Linked DNA regions of Mus musculus: region 2 is linked to region 1. Evidence: chromatin contacts called from ENCODE Hi-C data. All regions are on one chromosome and are shown on one strand. Each heading gives the region's core, a stretch centred on a gene start or an enhancer-like site at or near the end of the contact. The rest is flanking DNA. Distances are from core to core; before and after follow the strand shown. Region 1 has its middle 18 kb from the start of Gm36481. Region 2 holds the start of 1700016B01Rik (RIKEN cDNA 1700016B01 gene).

Region 1 (6,461 bases), core at 1,849-4,348:
TGGAAGACTCATTAATAAAAGCATTTAAAAATGGGTCCCAGAAGGAAGTTCGAGGACAGTGTTATTAATGGTCTAAACAGGGTGGGTTAGCTGTAGAACTAGGCTGGCAGGGAGATTGGAGACAGTCATGTCCTTTAAGTGTCTGTCGGAGAAATAGCAAGAAAACCCATAGAGAAAGCAGGCGAAGGCTAGAGCCCAAGCAGATCAAGAATAGGAAAGGCTCAGAGGGTCTGAGCTCAGAGCATACCTAAGCTTAGGCTTGACCCCAGGACAAAGAGATGCACCAGACATGAAGCTGCAAACAGAGGGCTTACAGATAAAGGGGAAATGCTTCAGAGATGCAAGCTAGCCCATGAGCTGAGGATGGAGCCTAGGAAGCATGGGGTGAGGCATGGGGTGGGGTGGCTCTTTCAAGACCCTCACACACTACCTGCCCCTCTCCAGCTTGGAGCAAGAGCTTTCTTGAGCATGCTGTATTCCTTCCATGAACCCCTTGTGGGGAAGGGCTTCCAGGCATATCTGCAAAGGTTTCCTTCACGGTTAATCTTGGTGTGTTGTCACCTGTCCTGAACGAAGGGGCATATACAAGTGTTTAGAACCAGGGACCCAGATCAAATGACCTGCCTGCCTGTCAGTTTCTCTTAACAAATGTCTTTTTAAGAAGCAAAATGTTGAGCTGGGCGTGGTGGCACATGCCTTTAATCCCAGCCCTCGGGAGGCAGGTGGATTTCTGAGTTCGAGGCCAGCCTGGTCTACAAAGTGAGTTCCAGGACAGCCAGGGCTACACAGAGAAAACCTTGTCTCAAAAAACCAAAAAACAAAAAAAGAAGAAGCAAAATGTCTTTTCAGCAACCCAGCATGTTGTTGGGTTTCTTATTCATGTACTTCTTGCACTTTTGATTTTGTTTAAGAAGTCTGCCTCAATCTCGAGCTCTCTGAGAATCTTCTGTTTTCTTTAGGAGATTTGTATTCCTTGGGGTTGGGAGCGGCACCTCTTGTATTCAGCTCTGTCACCTGTGGTCATCGAGGAGCCAGACCACAGGTGGGTGTGTAGACACTGAGGGAGATGGGCAGCTCCCCTCACACAGGGCCATGGCAGTGAGTTCCAGTGAACCAAATATATCCCCTTTGCTCTCCTGCTCCTCCACAGAGATCATCAAGACCACCTTTGAGATGATCACCATTTTGAATTGCATAGAACAAGAAATAACCCATAGATTCTATCAAGATTTATAACCACCTCTTCCCTAACAGAGAAGGGAAAGGAAGGGGAGAGTGGTTAAGGTTGTGGGAGGGAGAACAGAACAGAGGACCCAATAGAAAACACGCAAACCATTAAACAAACAGACGCTTTAACAGGGAAGCCACACAAACAGGGAAAGCCATTAAATTAAAGTGAGGAATGTCCTAAGCTTTCAGGGAAGTGCTGATGGAGTACAGCAAGCTCCCACTGTGCGTTCTCTGGCATGGGTTCCCACTGTGTGTCCTCTGGCATAGGTTCCCACTGTGTGCCCCCTGGAGTGGCTAAAGCCAATAAACCTGACAGCACCAAATGTTGGCAAAGAAAACAGAGCAACCGGAACACAGCCGATAGATAGGAAAACTGGCAAAAGTAGTCATTTGTTAGAACCGAAGCAGAAATGTTTGGACCCTGAGTGATCCCCAGGGCTCATTCTTGGTATTCACCAAGAATGTGGGGAAGCCCCCACAGTCCCCAAATACATACAGCAGTACCCTGTGTCCAGTGTCCCCAGACTAAAGCAACCCTACTCACTGGAGAGTGGAGATGTCAAGAATGGCAGGTATTCCCGGTGAAATCAGTCATGTGGATGGATATACAAATGAGCATGTTTCTATAACAAGGGGGCCAACAATGGCACAGGAGTCTAAGGGAAAGAGTCAGAGCTTTGCCATCCAGTGGAAGACAAGCCCGTGGAAGTTTAGCCACAAGACATGGGATCCTTCCTAGGGTGCCGGTCATTTGTATTCATTTATGGGGGTGCTGGATGCACCGATGCTTCTACTATACAAAGAGGTGCCAGGCTGCTCACTCATAAAGGGCTCCTTTTCTCTCTGGCCAACAGAAGAAACACACAACAGAAAAAGAACCCCAACATTTAAATCCAAAAAAAAAAAAAAAAAAACTTGCTCGGCCTGGTTAAGGCTCAGAGTAATTGTCCCAGCTGCCACCCTGGGCCCTGTGCCCGCTGGGCCCTGCTGCCCCTTGCAGCTCCTCTGAGGAGCCTGCAGCCCTGAGAAGAAATCTCTTCCCCTTTCTCATTCTTCCCGTTCCCTTGGCCTGGGGCTATTGTACATATGCAAATGTGGAGATGCTAGCTGCCTAGGCAAACCCAGCTATTTATAGCCAGATAGCTGGCACACTCACAGCTCTACAGACTAGAAAGCCGAAGCACTCACACAGACACATGCACGCACGCACGCACATGCATGCATGCACGCACGCACGCACACTACACACAGTATATTTTTTCTTTCCCCAGGATATAAATTTCCCGTCCCATTGCAGTCTGGGCCGTCGCATGCAACATTGATTGTCTGTTATATTACATTTATTAAGAAGTGATAACTTGTAATAATTGGATGTTAAATTAAAGAACTCTCTCCTAGTTATTGCCGTCTCAATTATAACTGTCGCTGGCTGGCAGTTATAATGATATATGAGGGTTGTATTTTATGCAGCCGACCGTGACCTGGTGAGTAATATTCCCCCAGCTCTGAGGGCGTTCATGCACTCCTTCGCTCCTAATGCCTTGCTCGGGTGCTCATTGGAATATTAAGCGACTGCAAGGCTGAGGTGTCGAAATCCGTGCAGCCAGCCTGGCAACTAACAGCCCCTCCGGCACCCGGGTTCCTCCCGCCTTCCCTCCTGGGCCAGGGCCAGCTCATTTGGGCTTTGTTTTATGGTTATAGGAATCCAGTTTGTTTGGGAAGTTATAGTGGGTGAAGAGTGTGCTTTCTGTTTCCTTGAAGATGAAGAGTCTGCAGTGAGCTCCCGGGTGCAGCCCCGAGGAGGAGCAGGTTGGCCAGGCAGCACCTGGGCAGTGGGGTGAGGGGACTTGTGGAGGGTCTGGCTGTATCTATGCAGCCTTGGCAAGTCGGAGGCTCTGGGAGCTGAAGGCTATTTGAGGCTCTGAATGAGTCTGTTGCTCAGGGCTGCAGACCTCACATGATGAAAAGGACTGACTGCCAGGGGCCCGCGCGATTGTGTCCAGACCTCGAGGAGATGGCATTCGCTAAGGTTAGACAGGAGGTTGATCTGGGCACTCATATCCTCACTTCCTTGTCTCCTCTGCCCCGTTCATTTGAGCCAACAGAGGCCACTTTGTTGGAATTGGCCACACGACAACCAAGGGGGACTCTGGGAGGCTCCTAGGTCCCCCAGTCCTCAGGTCACATCCGTCAGCCGTCATTCTGCATTTGTGTCTTAAGGCTTTATAAGGAAATTCCTCAGCACAGGCAGGAATGTGTTTCCCGAATTTCTGGAACTCAAGGTTTAAAGGTGTGGATGGACCTTGCTCTCCTGAGACTTCTAAGGAGGGTGTCCTGGACTCTGTCATTTCTGGCAACACAAGTGTCTCTTGCCTGTTGGCCCAAGCTGCCTTTTCCTCTAATGACATCCACAAAGACCCTTTTTCTAAATAAAATCATATCCTCAGGTTCCCCAGCTGCTAGGTGTCTGGGGCTGGGGCTGGGGCTGGGGCTGGGACTGGGGCTGGGGCTGGGGCTGGGGCTGGGGCTGGGGCTGGGGCTGGGGCTGGGGCTGGGGCTGGGGCTGGGCTGGGGCTGGGGCTGGGGCTGGGGCTGGGGCTGGGGCTGGGCTGGGGCTGGGGCTGGGGCTGGGGCTGGGGCTGGGGCTGGGGCTGGGGCTGGGCCTGGGGCTGGGGTAGTCTTCATCCCACTAGAAGACCTTTGCTTCCCAAGGCCAAATGGGCAGGGAAGAGATCATTACTTGAGTCCCATTAGCTAGTCGTTTAGTAAGTGTCTATAAATATCCTCTGTCAGTGACAAACCAGACTCAGGCCCCACCATGTGTGCCCTGTGTCCCGAAAGACCTCATTCCATGGTAGAGAAACTGAAGCAGACAACAGGCACGTCTAGGAACCCCACCATTATTCTAAGCACACTCCCACTCCAGTCTACAAGATGCCAGCCCTGGTTTGGGACTTGGTTTTGTAAAACTTCCCTCTTGACACCACACTGGAGTCTCCCTGGGTTTGAGTCTTGGAGGTCCTAAGTTAGCTGGCCAGTCACATGGTAGGGATCCAGGAATGGTCAGGCCTCATAATTGGTCCTCTCACGTGGTGTTCCTTCCTGAGGAACAGTGGTTCCTCTCTCCCATCCCTTCTCCTCTCAGACTGGATGACTGACCTCCATCTCTGCTCTATTGGTCCATCTGAGTCCTCACAGGTTTGGGGCTGGAAGCTCTCGGAATGGTCTCTAAGCCTTGGGTCACAGTCCATGACCAACTGTCAGCTTATAGACTGAGCTGCCATTGCCTTCAGACTCAATGAGAGGGAAAGGACTATATCTAGCCCTCTGTAAATCCAGTTTCAGAGGATCCAATGCCCCTTTCTTGCCTTTTTGGGCACTGCACACACATGTACACATACATGTACATGTACATACAGGTACACATTAATACCTGTACACATACATGTAGGTAAAACACCCATACATATAAAATAAAAATAAATAAAATCTCAGAAAACCCAGACTTCATAAATATATACATGTGCACACACACATATATGTATATATATATGCATATATATACAGACACATATACACACATATATGTATATATACTCACATGCACACAGACATATATATGTGTATATATGCATATACACATATGTACATATATGCATACGCACACATATATATGCACTCATGCACACACATCTCACACAGTACAGATATACATATGCATACTTTATTTTTAAAGATAGAAGTATTCATTATGCACTTACAGTTTTTGTTTCCTTTCCTTTTTGCTTTCTTGACAAAGAAAGTAAGTGCGACCCCCAACTGGTAATCCCCCAGCCATAGCTTCCCACATGTGGGAAGAATACAGCTGTGTGCTCCTAGCTGCAAGAATCACAGGTGTGCACTCACACGCTGGGACATCATTTTAACAACTCACCAAGCATAGTATCTGCTGCAGATCTTCCCCATCCTTCAAGTTTAGGGCAAAGTCTTCTTGTACATATTTTTTGAGAAAATGAGGGCAGAAGAGGAAGTTATGAGCAAACTCTGTTTGCTCTGTTCCCCTATGGCCTACGTCTTCCCATTTTGTCTTATTGTGAGCATCCACACTAATGCAGGGATATGGGACAGGATGGTCATCATGGATTCATTTTGCCTCCCACTCTTGGGCTCTCGGGCCTGCCTGGGGCAGGGAGTTGTTTGTCTTTGCCCTGTTAACTCTTTAGCCCTCACTCCAGTGCTGAGTGCAAGGTCAGGGGAGGCCTCAGTCAGTTCCTGATGAATAAGGTTGGCAAGTGGCTCTTAGGAAGCAAGATTGCTAGCAGGAGTGTGGCCCACGGCATACAATTCCTCTTTTAATCTCAACAGCCATTCCGGGGTTCTCCCATATATGCACAGGAGTAAACTGGGGTTCAACAACATTAGGAGACCTGTCTGGAGTGGGCATTTAAGCCAGCCAGGTTGTACACTGAGGCGTTCTTTGGGGACCAGCACGGCCTATTCAAAGTGGTTGACACAGCTGTTGAATGACTAATGTCTAACAGGACGGTGCTTTAAACACCTGTGTCCTGATGTCACCCTGAGAATATCAGAAAGGCATTGTTGTCCTGTTAGTACACTTTCTGGAAATAACTGTTTCTTTCTTGCTCTTTCGTAAACAGAGCCCCCCATCCCCCACGACCCCAATCTTTCCCACCCTCTTGCATTTTTAAAAAGATTTATTTATTTTATGTATATAAATGCTCTATCTGCATGTACACCTACTGGCCACAAGAGGGCATCAAAACTTAGTATAGATGGTTGTGAGCCACCTTGTGGTTGCTGGGAATTGAACTCCGGACCTCTGGAAGAGCAGCCAGTGCTCTTAACCTCTGAGCTGTCTCTCCAGCCCACGCTCTTGCATTTTTTTTTAAATAAAGGGTGTTATTTTTACAGCTTTGGTTGAGTGTGCTTGTGAGTGCTTGGTACCCTTAATCAATGCAGAGCATTGGAGGTGATCTGTGAACCCAGGACAAGTGCAGATAGGCAAACACTATCAGGGAGAAGAAAATGCATGGTGCTCACAAAGCTCATTATGACTTGCTGGCCTACGGCTGGGGGTCAGTGGGTCAGCAGGATAAAGCTACCCATGACTGTGCCTGAGAGGCTGAGCAAAGCCCAGCTCCATCAACAGCTCCATTTATTTCTCTAGATGTCAGTCTCTGGAAACCCAGTGGCCCATCTTGGGGACCCAA
Region 2 (6,461 bases), core at 1,664-4,163, 430 kb after region 1:
CTCAGTGGCACCTCTGAAGGACCAGCACACCCAGGTGTGTGGCAGGGATCGAACTCAGGCTTTGGCTTCTATAGCAAGCATTTAACCATGGGTGTCTTCTCCCAGCCCCTAAATGTAATGTTAAACAGGAGCGTTTTATGGTGTGGGGCGACATTCAAACATCAATAAACTGGGAGCGTTTGTCTTGTTTCTTTTCTTTTTCTTTCTTTCTTTTTTTAAGGCAGCCCAGGCAAGCTGCAGGGCGTCGCAACTTTGAAACAAACCCTTACAAGCATCAAGTTCCTCTTTAAAATAGACTAAGCCACATGTCCTGTGGCTGGGGCCCAGCCAGCACACAGTAGGTGCTCACCTGTGAGAGGTTCCTCTCATGCTGGGCTGTGTGGCCCAGGAAAGCCAGGCACACACAGCCCCGGACCGACTGGGCAGGGAGCCGCTCACAGCTGGGTGACATAATTTAGATGGATGTCTCCGGCCATGCGTCGGGCAGGGAGCGGGCGGCCCGGGAAGAGGCCGTGGAGGAGCCCATTACCGTACACGTGTTAACAGCGCATCCTTTGTACCGACAGCGCGGGCGGGCGGGCGCGGGCCGAGGCCGCTCCCCGCATTGTCTGCGCCGCGGCCGGTGATGGATGGGCCAGCCCGTCTTGCCCGGGTATCGCGGGCCGACAGCGACACCGCGTGGCCATCATGGGAACTGCAGTCCAAGGGCGTGTGCGCAGAGAGCCAGCACCAGGCTTGCGTATTGCATTTAGCACGTTAAGGGGACCCACAGGCACATGACTTTTATTACCAAACATAAAGCGGGTACAATAAGGTTCAAGTCCTGCCTCCGAGGAATAATAGAGTGGCGTTCAGTAGGAGCCCAGCCCCACATGCGCCAGGCTCTGAGTCCCATCCCCAGCGCCCCCAAATTGAAAATTAAATTGTTATAAGTTGTTTGGTCGGAGTCTGTAGCATGGCTACTTTGCAGAGGTTCTATTCGGTTCCCTGCACCCACACGATGGCTCACAACTGCCTGTGACCCCAGTACCAAGGATCCCACACTTCTTCAGACCTCCATGGGCTTCTGACACACACATGGCTCGCAGACATATTACTCAGGCACACATGCAAGGAATATTTTTAGTTTTAAAAATATAAAAGTCTTTGCTGTGTGCTGGCACTGATCTGCAATCCCAGAACTTAGAAGCAGAAGCGTGCCTACCACAGATGTAGAGCAGGACCCTGTCTCAAAAGTGGTAAAGCAACCGGCTAGGTGAGGTGGCCAAAAGCAATCAGAGAATACTTTTTTAGTACAAATACATCCCCAACTCCAGAACATCTAACTCTCCTTATGAAAACTAACCTTGCATTGGCTTCTCACAGGGCTTTGCTGGGTGTTGTGTGTGTAAGTCTTGCACTGGGGTGAGTTTGGTCCCCACCCAGTCACCAATCTGCTCCCAAGACCATGGAGAAGCCTGATGCTTTGGGTGGCCAGAATCCAGGAGGCAGCCTAGGGCAGCCAGCCTCGTGAAGGTCCGATGAGTTCCAGTTCCTGAGTTGTTCTGGATACAAAACAGCCCTGCAAGGCTGCCGCCCCTGCCTCAGCACCAAAGCAGCCCTGGCAGCCAGGAATGAGGCACTCAAATCCATATACAGGGAGGGTGCGGCAGGGAGACAGGACAAGGGCACCCTAGACTTGACCTCAGTCTCTTCACATGCCAGAAAGTGACTCATGACCAATAATGAAGACCCTTCGGCAGCCAAGCTCCCAGAACAACCACCTTGGTCCTTAGAAATTCCAGATCTGTGTGACTCTGGAAGCTTTCTGTGCTGCTAGAGTCCTCAAAGAGGAGAAGCCTTGATGTAAAAATACCGCCATAAGCCTATGGGCAGTTTTCTTGATTAGTGATTGATGGGGGCCCGCCCATTGTGGGTGGAGCCAGTTCATTGTGGGTGTGGTCAGCCCATTATGGGTGTGGCAATCCCGTTGTTGGTGGAGCCATCCTTGGGCTGGTGGCCCTGAGTTCTATAAGAAGGCAGGCTGAGGGCTGGTGAGATGGCTCAGTGGGTAAGAGCACCCGACTGCTCTTCCAAAGGTCCGAAGTTCAAGTCCCAGCAACCACATGGTGGCTCACAACCACCCGTGATAAGATCTGACTCCCTCTTCCGGAGTGTCTGAAGACAGCTACATATAATAAATAAATAAATAAATAAATCTTTAAAAAAAAAAAAAAAAAAGGCAGGCTGAGCAAGCCATGGTGAGGAAGCCAGTAAGCAGCACCCTCCATGGCCTCTGCATCAGCTCCTGCCTCCAGGTTCCTTCCCTGCTTGAGTTCCTTTCCCGACTTTCTTTGGTGATGGGCTGTGGTGTGGAAGTGTGAGCAGAATTAACCCTTTCCTCCCCATGCTGGTTGTGGTGTCTCATCACAACAACAGTGACTCTAAGATGCTGACCAAGGAGGTGACTAAATCCAAGCAGTAAGAACCAATCAAATGAGAAACAAGTGCTCAGAAGGGCCTTCTGTCACGCCCCATAATGTGCTTGTCTCTCCCAAATCACCCTACAAAGAATTACCCCTACTTCACAGGAGAAAAACTTGAAATTCAGAGAGGGCAAGTCATCGACCCAAGGTCACACAGTGAGTTAGATGTCTAAACTCAAACTCAGCTCTCTAGATGTCCTTAAAATGCAAGGAATTGTCCTAGAAATGACAAGTTCCAGAGAAGGTAAGACACCCACACAGACTAGCCTCTGTTTTGCACCTTAAAAGTAGGTGTCCCCTCCAGCAACCCCTCTCTCTCCACAGCCCTCCCCCACCCCCAGTACCTCCACTCTCCAGAACAGAGATGGTTGCCAAGGAAACAACATTACCAAATAAGCCCCCATTGTCTGGGGCCCTGAGAGGAAATTCATAAGCCCAACCCCTGCTCATTGACCCCTGGTGACCCCAAGGGAGACACCAACCCTCTCTCCGAGCCCCTCCCCAACCCAGCTCAGCTCAACAAAGTGCACCCCAGAGGGGGCCACAGCCAAGACAGAGCTCCCTGAAATGGCCCAGGTAACTACTAGCCTAGGTTCCAGATGCTTACCTTAGTGGTACCAGCACTTATGGCTTTGTAGGTATGTCCTACTGTGTGCTTAAGGATGCCTCCTACTGTGTGCTCATAAAGAGCTCCTTCTGTATGCAAGTGTGTGAATGTGTGTGGCAGGCAGAGGTCAGCCTTAGAGGTAAGCTAAGCTGGCCAGTGAACCCTAGCATCTGCCTGCCTCTGACTCCCTGGCTCTGGGATGGCACATTCACCCACATCTGTCTTTCATGTGAGTTCTGGGGGCCAAGCTCTGGGCCTCAGTCCTGCTGAGAGAAGCTTAAGTAGTGAGGTGTTTCCCTAGCCCCTTCTATGCCAAGACACTGTGGAAGTGAGTCTGGGGATGCAGCAAGCAAGGCTGTCACTCGAGCCAACCCTTAGAATCCAATCGAGGTACACAAGAAGGGAGGGCTGGAGGCATAGTAGGGAGAGGAACTCTTTCTCTGAGACAGAACTGGGCCCAAGGTGGTCAACAGGGCCCCATGCTTAAGCAGCTCGGCCAGCTTCAGAAAGCCCACCTCCGTGACTGCACATTTTCATCCTTGATGCCTGGTGAGGTGAGGTACCACCCATCACCTGGTGCCCTTGAACATGGATCAAGGGAACAGTAAGGAGGGCCCAAAGAGCTTGGGTTGCCCTTGCTGAAACTTCAAGGCTGCCTATTACTGCAGCAGACCCTGCCTTGTGCTGACTGTTGCACCCAGCATAGACACAGATGCGCAGGATGGAACTCATTGGCAAGAATAAGTCTAAGTTCCATCTCCAAGCCAATTGCTGTGGCAAAGGAAGGAAGGAGTGATCTGATTGGCACTGGCTTAGTGCAGGGGACACCTTCCTCCAGATGTGGGGGAGGACATGGCAGAGGGAAGGCACAGTGTGACCAGAAAGGAAACAGCTGACATTAAGGCAGAGCAACAAGTTTTCACTCTGAAAACCTTGCAGCCTGACACAGACCAGAGTGTGAGGGCCATCCTGCAGCCAAGGGCCTTTCAGGAAGTCCTCTGACTCGGGCACAGGCAGCTGGATTTACACAGGAGGATGGCAGAAACCAGGGCAAAGAAAGACTGTCAGCAGGCCCCTGGCTCTCTCGCCTGCTTAGAGCAAAGGTGAAGGGCAGGGGTTGGGGGCAGGGACAGGCCTGGAGCTTTGTCCCAGAACTTATGGCTTTTCCCCATCAGTACTTTCCAGAAAGAAAGAAAGAGGGAAAGAAAGAAAGAAAGAAAGAAAGAAAGAAAGAAAGAAAGAAAGAAAGAAAGAAAGAAAGAAAGAAAGAGAGAGAAGATGGAGGGAAGGAGAGAAGGAAGGAGGGAAGGAGGGAAGGGAGGGAGAGGAAGGAGGGAGGGAGGAAGGAAGGGAGGGAGGGAGGAAGGAAGGAAGGAAGGATGGAAGGAAGGAAGAGGGAGGGAGGAGAGAGAGAGGATGGAGGGAAGGAGAGAAGGAAGGAGGGAGGGAGGGAGGAAGGAAGGAAGAAAGGAAGGGAGGGAGGGAGGGAGGGAGGAAGGAAGAGGGAGGGAGGGAGAGAGAGAGAGAGAGAGAATGAATCTGTGCTGGCTGAGTCCCTCAGTTCCTGCATGGCCAGGTACTGAGCCATGTTTCCAAGAACATTCTGGCATTTCTCCTCTATGTAAGTCACAAGAGGGACCAAGAGGCAGAGAGCTAACTAACTCCATGACGCGTACATGGCCACCAACAGCCTCAGAACTCAAAAGCAAGTGGGTCCCCAGGCTAGCCTTAAAATCAAGATCGCCCCGCCTCTGCCTGGGAGTTCTGGGGGCTACCATACATGAGCAGCTTGACCTCTCGATTTTCAAATGTCCATCCACGGTCTATCTTAAAGGCCTACAGGCATGGAAATGCACACAGGCACAATGATGTGCATCTATAAACTCATCACCTAGAAGGTTGGGGGGGGGGGCACCTGTGCCTGAGAGTTCAAGGCCTGCCTGGGCAACATAGTGAGATGCTGTCTCAAAAGAAAAGGGGAAAAAGAGAAATGAGAACAAGGGAGGAAGGGAGAGAGGAATCGAGGGAGAGAGGGAGGGGAGGAGGAAGGGGGGAGAATTAATGGGGGAGGGAGGGGGAGGGAGGGAAGGAACTGGGGAAAAGAAGCTGAATACCCCTAAGGGCAGGTAGAGACCAAGGAAAACAGTTGCTGGAACCCGATAGCTCAGTGCCCCAGTGGTGTTAGCTGTGGTCTTCCAGCACCTCTCCCTCTTTGCTCAGGGAGGAGTTATTACATGCCATGTGTGCTAAATGGCATCTGAGGGTGAATGGCTGCAAATGTCCTTTCCCTGTCTCAAAAAATCCTCTCCAATCAGGCGCTCACAAGAAGGTCCTGATAGTGGGAGATCCCTATCAAAACTCAGCTTAGATGGGGGTCCCTTTGAAGCCCCAAAGTCTGCAACAAACCCCACCTCAGAAAAAGCCACACACCCTGACCCTGCCAAGTCCCCCTGGGACTCTCATCAACCAGCCCACCACTCTGCTCCCTCAATCCCTGCAGCACACCTCCTTCCTCACACTGCCAGGGCACAGACAGCCACAGGGCCTTTGCACTGCTCTTCCCTCTGCTTAGCAGCCCCATCTCATGTCCTCACCTGCTTTAGATCTCTGTGGTCCCAGAAACTGACCCCAGGATGTTCCAGGCAAGGCTTAGCACTGTGCTAGAGCCCTACCCTCACAAAGCCAAGCCTGTGACCAAAAGTCCCTTCCCCTTAATTGAACTTGACATCCCAGAGCTTCGTGTTTCCATTTTGCCTCATAGCATCTAGGATCATAATTATCTCCCACCCCACCCCCACCCCCACACATGACAACAGAGCCCAGTGAAGCCAAGACTATGCAAATGCGCTCACAATTGACTTCCCAGGGCCTAGGATCAATGTGTGTACATAGCAGCCGAAAAGACATTTATTGAATGTGCACTGACCAGCAGGGGCCACGTTGACCACATGGCAAAATGTGCCTGACACTTTGCTTGCTGTTGTGACTTTCTAATTTCCACTTACTTGTGCATGTGTGTATATGTGTACATGTATGTGTGCACATGTGTGGGGTACATGTGTGTATGTATGTGCACATGTGGTGTGCATGTGTGTGCATGTATGTGTGTACACATATGGGGGTGCATGTGTGTATGTATGTGAGCACATGTGTGGGTGAATGTGTATACATGTATGTGTACACATGTGGGGTACATATGTGTGCATGTATGTGTACACACATACATATGTGTATGTGTACCTATGTTGGTACATATGTATGCATGTATGTATACAACGTGTGGGGGCACATGTGTGTGCATGTGTGCATGTGTGTACACACATGTGTGGTACACGTGTGTGTATTTATGTGTGCACATGTGTAGGGGAGCATGATGTGCATGTATGTGT

Evidence for each region. A loop is a pair of places that touch in the nucleus more often than their neighbours do.
Region 2: a map of adrenal gland shows a loop between it and region 1 (2.6-fold over the local background). The contact joins the promoter of 1700016B01Rik here to the enhancer-like site in region 1. A Hi-C loop is called at or near these places in 2 of 37 maps with a recorded cell type or tissue (T-helper 17 cell and adrenal gland).

What each region holds. Positions count from the first base shown.
Region 1 is chr5:111,722,598-111,729,058 of GRCm38, forward strand. No RefSeq gene overlaps it. Among named protein-coding and RNA genes, the nearest start is that of Gm36481, 18 kb to the left of the region's middle. Within about 2 kb of position 3,099, at least 1 of the 3 ENCODE cell types and tissues checked has a DNase peak (open chromatin) inside an H3K27ac peak, as active enhancers do.
Region 2 is chr5:112,153,314-112,159,774 of GRCm38, forward strand. It overlaps 1700016B01Rik (RIKEN cDNA 1700016B01 gene), which reads left to right and starts at 2,914. Exons shown (of 2, transcript NR_166436.1): 1 at 2,914-3,041.